2 separate regions of the Homo sapiens genome follow, and region 1 is linked to region 2. Evidence: chromatin contacts called from ENCODE Hi-C or POLR2A ChIA-PET data. All regions are on one chromosome and are shown on one strand. The core of a region is the stretch at or near the end of the contact, and the rest is flanking DNA. Distances in the headings are between cores, read along the strand shown.

Region 1 (4,965 bases), core at 1,371-3,870, 600 kb before region 2:
ACGCTCCCACATTTCCCACATCCTTCAAGTCACACTACACTGAGTAACGGTCTCCCGATGCTTTGGCAATACCCATGTGTCTTTCTTTAACAACCAGAAATTATGAGGCCTGGACAGGATGCAAATTGTTCTCAGTCAGCCTGGGAAATAGCTAAGGGAACATGAGGCAGATGAAAATGATCTGTTTTGTCTTTCCTACCTTGGCCTTTGGGAAGCAACGTCAGCTTCGATAAACATCAAAAATATAAGGAGCACAGAAATCAAGTGAGTGGGTGCCCTTCTTTCCCGTCCATTACCATTCCCAAAGATGGCCCACCGATGCTGCTTTATTCTGGGAGTCTTGAGCCTTCAAGAGCTCTCATGTCCCAACCTGTCCTTAAGACACAAGGAGAGATTTAGTGCCAAGCTGAGGTAGGACATCCACCTTGAGTGGCTATAGCCACACAGGTCTGTTGCTCAGTATCACGGCAGAAAGAACAGACCTAATGAGTCAGAAGCTTCATTTTTACAAGACCCCAGGTCAATCATATCACGTTAAAGTCTGGAGCAGTTTGGTATGGCCCTGAGTTGGTAGCATACCAGGTGAAGACAATTGTGTGTGTGAGCCAAACCTTTTAATTAGTTTGAACTGATAGAAAACAGAATCCAATTTAGTTACCAATGAAGAAAAACAACTTGGATATCTGGAGTCACATCAGATGTTTGAGGATGATCTTCAGGTTTACTTCCAACTTCACTTTGGAATCACCTGGAGAACTTTTTAAAAATACACAGCTGAACTATTCGCAGTAGGAAAAACATGGAATCAACCCACTCAAATGCCCATCAATGATAGACTAGATAAAGAAAATGTGGTACATACACACCATAGAATACTATGCAGTCATAAAAAGGAAAGAGATTATGTCCTTTGCAGGGACATGAATGAAGCTGGAAGCCATTATCCTCTGCAAACTAATGCAGGAACAGAAAACCAAAAACCACATGTGCTCACTTATAAAAGGAAGCCGAACAATGAGAACACATGGACACAGGGAGGGGACAACACACACTGGGATCTGTCAGTGGAAGGTGGCGTGAGAGAACAATATCAGAAAAATTAGCTAGTGTATGCCGGGCTTCATACCTAGGTGATGGGTTGACAGGTGCAATAAACCATCATGGCACACATATACCTATGTAACAAACCTCTACATCCTGCACAGGTACCCTTGTACTTAAAATAAAATCAAATTAAAATTAAATACACAGACGGGCCACACACACTGGATATTCTGAATTAATTAGTCTGAGGTGGGACCAGGGAATAGGTGTTTTAAAAATCTCCAGTGGTGGTTCTGATGCATAGTGATGTTTGAGAACCATTGATCTCAGTAAGAGCAGAAAAAGCCCAATGGAGGAAAGTGATGGATCAACCACACGTAGCACTGGAACTACAGCTGAGGTTTGTGGACAGCTAGTAAGCACCCTTTAAAATCTCACTGTGTCCTTATGTGCCCGAAGTTCATCCCCAAACGTTTGATGTGACTCCACATATCCAAGTTGTCTTTCTTCATTGGCAAGTAAATTGGGTTCAGTTTTCTATCAGTTCAAACTAACTAAAAGTTGGTCAAACCTGCAGAGCAGTGAAAAGTAAGGATCTCCCCTTTTCCGGGGATTATGTTTAATGGTTCATTACGTAAAATAGACTTCCTGCCATGTGGGAGGTACTGTGCTTGGACCACAGAAGTGGGACCAACAAAGAATCTGAAATTACTTTGCCATTTAGTGAGCCCTATTCCCACGTGCATGGCCATAGGGCACATCCAAAGAAAGCTAATGGGGCCAGGAGTATTAAGACAAGGAGGTGGAGCAATTCATTCTCCAATTTCCCTGAAGATATCACACACATGCACTTTGCTCAGGAAGTGGTCTCTCACCTAATCCCTGAAACATTAAAAATATTGTAATAGCCTTAGAAAAAGAAGAGAAATTTATATCTTTAAACCTGATAGAAAAAAAGCATATTTAAGCATTTAAATATTGCTAAAGGAAAAACTTTTTTATTAATTAAAAAATATATATCAAAGAAAACGTATACGTTTTAGGAAGACTATGTTTTACGATTTTTAAATTAATAAGTAGTTAATACTGTAATTGTTTCTTTGCATAAAGGAGCTATTATATAAAATGAGTATATTTAAGATAACCACATACTCATTCCTTTCCTTTCTTGATATGCAGTACATTTTCTTTAGAAGCCAAATTTGTGCTTTGGAAAAGGCAGCTGAATAGCCAAAGTTGTAATTTTATGAAACCACAAAAGACTCTTCTAAAGGAATCTGACTTGAAAACACACTGCAAGGAAATTAATAGTCTCAGTTCAAACATCCTCTTTAATCCATCTCGTTTTGCCTCTTATAAAAAAGAGAAGAATGCAGTTGTCAGGCTGACTTAGGAGAAGGACAAGTATTGGGCAACATGCTGTTGGCGTGAGGCTATGGAACTTCTTTCTGGGGTATCTCAGCAGCCTTCGGGGAGCTGCCAGGGCAGAGACGTGTTGTGTGTCATTATCAATTTGCACTCTGATTTCCTAACAATTCAAGAGGCCTTTTGACAAAAGCCTCCATTTAGATCTAATAATAACTCTGGATTTTTGCTAAACGTCTCACAACCTGGGAACAGGCCCAATTGCTAAACATACTTGCACTGCATGAGTTTCTTTTACTGAGCCCAGAGGGGACGGCCAAGCAGACTAGAAAATGTGTGCGGGGGAAATGTTCTCCCTTTTAAAAGTTATTTTCAAAAGAATTTCTTCAGTTCATGTATGAAGTCCACCTGAAAGATTATCGTAATTGTAGAACAACTGCGGGTTGTCGAGTCCTAGCTGGGATTATAGCAGCTAAAATTCAATAGCTGTGCTTTTCCTATTGCATCATGTAATTGTAATATCTAATGGATTGACCTACTTCCCCAACTTAGTCACAGAACATGTAGTCCATTTCCAATACGCTGCAATATCCACGTAAACCTTCCTATGTCCTGAGGGGTGTATTCAAAATCTATCATACTCGATTTCTATTGATTTTTTCTCATAAGGATACACAGAAATGCCTCAGCCCCTTTGTGTCTCAAAATATTTCTTGAATTTGTTCAAAGAGAACAGTATTTCTTAATTGCCTCTTTCTTCTAATCAAGTTCTTATCGTTAAAGTAAATATTCAACATTCCTTTGAGAATTTTTCATGTTGTCATATGAGAGCCACATTTCCCAGCTTGGGCAAATTGTAAAGGAGAAGAATAGGGGAAAAAGTCAACAGAAATGGGGACTGGTGTGCTGGTATGGGAAGGGACAGGATGGATGGCAGAGTCCAATTCCAAGATCAGTAAGTGTGCCATGGCTTTGTTAAAATGTCTTAGATACCTTGCCTTGTCTCTGTAAAACTTCCTTAAGTTCTCAAATCATTTTGCCTTTGCATCCCAATTCCTAATCCATTATTGAATTTAGGTAGGTGTTTTCTTCTTCTCCTGTCTCTTTTGAGACATTGGCATGTCCAGTATGAAGTAGGGAGAGGCCCAAGGAGGAAGCAGATAAACTCAAGCTATCAAAAACAAAAACAAAAGAAAATTCCCAAACTACTGTTCTGTTACTTTTAGTAGTTCATTCAAAGGGCATTAATGAAGCAGAAGGTTGAAATAATGGATTAAAATTTAGTTTACCATCTCTTTGGAAATGTAATAGTTTCCAGTTATTTAATTGCTTGCATGTGCTGGATATGAGGTTTACATCATGGCGCCAGCATGAAGCAACTTTACATTATGTCTAGTTGGATTACCCAACTGGAACTAGAGCACCTTTAAAAATCTTCCCAAGCATTGGTCATCCAACCTCTCTCTGGACATTTCCAGAGACACAACACTCCTGATGTAAGTCTAGCAGTCAGCTCATTGCATAGGTGGTGAGTCCAAAAACATTAGAATGTGGTTCCTTACGTTGAGTTTGTCTAGCATTCCAGGAATGTCCTCTTTAGGGGATCACTTCCATACTCTGGAGGGTAAGAAAAAAATCCATATTCTTTTCTACATGACTGCTTCTTGGGGAGAGTTGATTCCAAAATTATGTCAATATTTGTTTAGACTAGAGCTTTTGAAATGCCATATAAACTTCTATGAATAGAGTGCCATCATGGAAAAAGGCCTTTAGCAATTCATCACATTTGTTTCCATTACTAAACGTAAGAGACAAGGTACTTCTACAGGAGGAAGAGACATTTTAGTACTTAGTATATATTCAGGTTCTTTCTATACAGCAATTGAAAATCAATAAAAAGTACTTTAAAGTATTCACAATTTAGACTTACATATTCTCTTTTTTTGGGAATTAATCCTAAGGAAATCAGCCAAAATTTTGGAAAAGTTTATAATTCATTTCTATTTTCCAAAAGTTTTTTTAAAGAACATACTTTTTAGTGTTAAAAGTTGTATTCTTTTAAAAGGGTCTAGAAAAGCTAAATCTTTAAGAAGGACACTGAAAGGACACAGAGTGACTAAGCTCACTTTTTTTCATGTTAAAGAATGTTTATTTTACTATTTTGCATTTTCTCTAATGTCTGAAATCAATTTAGTAAACCATATATTCACTTAGGCCTCACTTTATTACTCAGTAACATGAAAAACAAGGTAATGATGGAATCTTACAAATTCAATATTTGCTAACCACTGCAGAAGGCATGGGTCCCATTCTATCAAACACTGTTAATTTAGCAGACTAAGCCTGTATTGACAGTCTTAATCTTAACCTAATGATCTGTTTATTTAACAATTATCATTAGAAACCTCTGGCTGCACAGGAAAGGATGTTCAAAATACTACATAATTTTGGGATGCTGAGGTGGGTGGATTATTTGAGGTCAGGAGTTTGAGACCAGCCTGGCCAACATGGTGAAACCCTGTCTCTACTAAAAATACAAAAAAAAAAAAAAAAAAT
Region 2 (4,825 bases), core at 1,833-4,332:
GAACTACTATTCTAAGTGTTTCTAAATGTTATCCCATTGCTAACTGCCCTCATGGTTTTTCCATTTGAATATATTTGCAATGAAAATTTCACTAGAACACCTTCTTTCCTGACCTGTGCACTCTCAAAATGTGTATGTTGGCATCTTCACTCCCCAGTGTGACTGTATTTGGAGTTAAGGCCTTGGAGATGACTAAGGTTAAATGAAGTCACAGGGATGGACCCTAGTCCAATGCAATTGGTGTCCTTAGAAGAAGAGAGGGAGATACCAGGAGTGTATGTGCACAGAGAAAAGGCCACGTGAGAAGAAGGTGGTGATCTGCAAGCCAAGGGCAGAGGCCTCGAGACAACCTCAACCTGCTGATGCCTTGATCTTAGACATCTAGCTTCCACATGTGAGAAGTAACTTTTTCATATTTGTGAGAAATCAATTTCTGTTGTTTAAACCACAAGGTTTGTGATTATTTGGTTACAGGAGGCCTAGCAGACCAACCAGCCAGCAATGCAGTGTTTTCATGACCTTGCTCAGACTGAATCCGAATTGGCCACTGGGCTTCAATTCACATGGCTTTTCTCCAAATTGGGGTTACACTGGGGAAGGTTTCTGGGGTGAGGTTTTATTGGCCATGTTGAAGCAAAGCTAGCCCCACCTGACCTGGATAAAAGAGGCGGGGGAGTGGGGAGAGGCAGCTGTTTCCAGTGAGTGGGCTCCAGTTTGCCTGGTTACCCCTGTGTTGGTGAAACTTTGCCCCAGTGGCTGGACTCCACAAGCTACTTTGTGCAGAGCAGCCTCTGTATGATGCCACACTTCTATGCCAAGAAACTCCATTAGGAAACACTTAGCCTTGGCATTTTCCATTTGTCCCCTGTTCCATTAACAGCATCCTCTTGACTTTGGAAGGCAGACCACTCTGCTCCTCAGTCCACTCCAAAGTGCTTAATAAACTTTGTTTCAGGATGATGGATGCTGTAATGGAAAAAAAAAGGAGCAGGGGCTTTGCACCCACACTGACTTGCTACCAAACCCTGCCTCTCTCATTTGGGAGTTGAGAGAACTTCGGAAAACTTTTCTGAGCCTTCATCCACTCATATGCAAAATAGGGATGAAAGAAACTTTTACACAGTTGACATATGGGTGAATTAAGAACATAGCATGGTGTCTAGCACATTGTAGCTGTCTAATATTCCCTTTTTCACTGATCTTTCGAATGTATACATTTGAACATAATTTGTTTTAATTTTTAACTTAATGTTGAGCATTTGCTGACAATGGATAGATTATAGTATATTGGAGCTGAAATGTTCTTTGAGTTTCATGGTCTAATCCATTTCACTTTACAGGGAAAGCCATCTGCCCATGATTTGCACAGCAAGTTGTGTTCAGCTGGAACGAGACCCCAGTCTCCCTGACTCCTGCACTTTCTAGAGGACCTTGTGCCTGATAGGGCAAACAGCCACCAAATTTTGCTTAGTTCAGGATTACCATGTGGGTTTCATTCCTTCCCAGACAATTTCCAGCTCACCCATTGGAATCTCAACCCCAATCTGCCTCATTCCTCAGCATTCCCATCATAATATAGGCCATTGAGTTACCTCAACTTTTCCCTGCATAAACACATCTCTCAAGTTTGTTTGCACAGTCCCAGGCACCTAGGTACCTCCTGGGTGAGTGCTCCCGAACAGCAGAGCCATTCTTCCCTTTCTTCAGAGGCCTTCATTTTATAGAAAATTGGGCTTGATGGCTTTGATTGAATGCAGTAGAAAAGAGCACATCACACAATGCATGAAGAAGGTACATTGGGTTAAACACCAGGTACTTGAACTAGGAGAAAGAAAGCTGTCTTTCCATATTTTAATATTTACCTACAGCTGAAAACAGTGGTATGGCATCTAACAAGCTTGAGATCTGGTTCTAGCCTTTCTCGGCATTCCCTCTGCTGTCCTCCCATCCACTTTCCTACAAATGGGAGAGAGCTTCATTCGGGAAAACAACATGTCCTTGCACATGACTTTCTCTTTGCCTGGAAGGGTCATCCCTGTGTTTTCTATCTGAAAAACTTCATTCTTCTATCAAAACCTACTTAGAATCCCATCTCTTCAATAGAGTCTTCTGATTTTCTACCACTGTCCTCTGTGCTAACTCCATACTTTGTGGTTATCTTTAAATATCGTCTTTGTCTCCCGAAAGGATAAGTTTGGCTCTTTGTACTGGGCTGTTATTTCCTAAAGTTGCTGTGGGTAATAGCCATGTGAGAAAAATGTGTGTGTGTGTTTAGGGGAGAGTATTACTCATTAAAAATTTGAGAAAGCTGTTAAGCTAGTTGCTTTTCTGAAAGACAGAGCTTTTCAGTGTGGAGATACATTGAATCTTCATGGAGATTACATTGTGTATATCCATGAAGAATGAGAGGGAATTCAACGTTTTCTAAAACTTTTGCACATGGCATAGTTTTGATGGTTCATCCCCAAGGATGAATGTTCTGTAACATATTCAGAGGAATTTTGCACTGTTTCATAAGTCCTCTGAGGGAAAATAGTGAGTCCAATATATTTCTATCTTCCCAGGACCTAGCATTGAGCCTGATGCTGAATAAATAACTCAGTCAATGTATATGTATTGAGTGGAATAAACAGAATCACATTAGATTACTCACTCTCCAACCCAAGGCTGAGCAGAGAATCTGGAAGTGGGTAGCAGAGCAAGGCGAGCTCTTCCCTCTTTCCAAGAATTGACTAATTCTCATCAGGAACAGGCAAGATGCTCAAGCGGCCACTCTCTGCTGCAGCCCCCACACTTCTGACTCACAGCAAGCTCCCAGTGCCTCCCTCAGGAGAAAAAAATGTGAAATGTTTTGGCTGGAACTCAATGGCCAAGAATCTCACCACCTGCCATACTTTTTTAGGGAGTGCTATTAATTTGACAATAGTCCTTGTTTTTTTGTTCTCGCACAGACTGTCTGGGTTGCGGAGAAGCTGGCCTGGCAGAAGGAAGTGGGGCTTTTGCAAATAGTTTCCAGCATGGATCCTGTTCTCAGCCTGGCAGCTCCCACACACTGTCTCTCAAAGTAACCCGAAGCAGATATGCTAAGAGACTCCAGCGTTTTCAAATTGTTCTCTTGGCTCACAGGATGAGCTGGAAGCCCTTGAACATATCACCAGGGTTGAGATTGGCAGACATCCCCTCAGAAGATGCTGAGTTCTCTGTTTCACTTGGCCGGGTCACTAGGGGTACTGGCTGAAGTGGAAGCTGCTAGGCAAAAACAGTCCAATGGCCCTGGGTTTTGGCAAAGTCTCTAGAAGGATTTCTTAAATGTTCTGGTTTTAGCAGAGGCCAAATTATCTTTCTGAAGTATGTGCTCCCTTAATATCAAAACTTTCACATTTCATGGGAAATTCAAACCATATGTTTCCGTGCTATTTACCTTTAATGTACTCAAATGCCATCTTGTAAGAGAAGTTTGATTTCAGGAAAAAAATTGAGTCATCAATAAGCCCCCTTTCCTTGAGTCACGAATCAGTATTTTTCTTTTTTCTTTTTTTTTTTTTTTTTTGCAAATTCCCCCAAATCTCCCATGCAAAGAACTCAGGTTGGATCCTAAGTCCTTGGACCAGACATTTCCAGAAGGAACATTTTAAATTCAATTATGTTCTAAACTCTTCATGCTTTCTTTCATCCATATTTACAACCATAAATTGTAGCCACACAGTTACTAGAAGCAAAGAAGCCAAATAGATGTTGAAATGATGACGCTGGCGCTGGAGCGATGTGATTGTAGTCAATGTTTTGTTTTGTTTATTCTTGACTGATAAAGATCATTTCACAGTTTATTTTTAGTCTTGTTCATAGAAATGGCATTGTTCCTTGAGTACAAACGAATTAAATTTGTATTTAGAATTGTCATTTCATTTAAGTGGTACAGAGACTTATGATTTCATGCATTTGGGTAATAAACCAATTTTACCATGGCCCTGCCAGGTGCCAGTCACAGGGGAAGTCACATACATGAGATGTGACCACTGGTGGGAAAACACAAGGTCAAATGGGGAACTGAGTTTCTAATACACAGTCAGAAATGCGCGACCAGTGATTGGGAAAAAGATCAGATGCAGATCCAGATTGATTTACGGAGAGCATGCATGTTTACTGATTGTATAACAATCCAGTGGCTTCTTAAAAGTAAAAACCAGCAGAGATAAGCAGGCCTATCACAAGCTCAGAAAAGACATGTGCAGTGTAGTCACAGCCTTTTAATCAGATGTATAAAGAAACAGCCAAGGTTATGAGCTCTAGAATCAATGCACCTGCATTTGAATCCTAAGTGCAAAATGACAGAATAAGTCAAGAGAAAGGCAGGCCTAGACCCCGGGTTTCCTGACTCTGAAGCCAGTGTTCTTTGACAGTAATAAGCAACATACACCACAATTCCCTCCACCTACTTCATCTCCAGATCTGGACAGTGACCGTTGTACTACATAGTGCTGACTTACTAAGTAAAGTCACCAGTGAAGTTCCTTAGAAACAACAAAGCTTTGAGACATATATTTTTCTAGACATTACCCATTAAACTACAGCAACTAGGTAATCCATTCCATGGTAACATTACCTACAAAAATTGGTTTTTACTCAGTTATCTAGAAAATAAACAACAATAAATCTCCAAGGAGCCTTGGTAGGGAAGCATCTCTGCCTTCTCTTCAGTCTGACTGTGCTTCTCACATTAGGGTGAGGTCAGTCTTGGAATCTGTGGCAGTGAACCTGGTTTTATGCAAATCCAGGCACAAATATGGTACCTCTCCTGGGAGGGTCAATTCTACTGGAAATTTGG

What was found. Hi-C counts contacts between places; a loop is a spot of excess contacts on that map. ChIA-PET counts read pairs that join two places held with the same protein, here RNA polymerase II (POLR2A). Pooled maps may share reads with other maps.
Region 1: a loop to region 2 is called in a map of aorta, with 2.9 times the contacts of the local background. The contact joins two enhancer-like sites. A Hi-C loop is called at or near these places in 1 of 168 maps with a recorded cell type or tissue (aorta) and 5 of 50 pooled maps. POLR2A ChIA-PET finds 5 or more read pairs at or near these places in 1 of 52 experiments (activated T-cell).

Annotation. Positions count from the first base shown.
Region 1 is chr2:12,916,631-12,921,595 of GRCh38, reverse strand. No RefSeq gene overlaps it. Among named protein-coding and RNA genes, the nearest start is that of MIR3125, 180 kb to the right of the region's middle. Within about 2 kb of position 2,620, at least 16 of the 41 ENCODE cell types and tissues checked have a DNase peak (open chromatin) inside an H3K27ac peak, as active enhancers do.
Region 2 is chr2:12,319,463-12,324,287 of GRCh38, reverse strand. All of the region lies in intron 4 of MIR3681HG (MIR3681 host gene), which reads right to left. Among named protein-coding and RNA genes, the nearest start is that of MIR3681, 120 kb to the right of the region's middle. Within about 2 kb of position 3,082, at least 10 of the 41 ENCODE cell types and tissues checked have a DNase peak (open chromatin) inside an H3K27ac peak, as active enhancers do.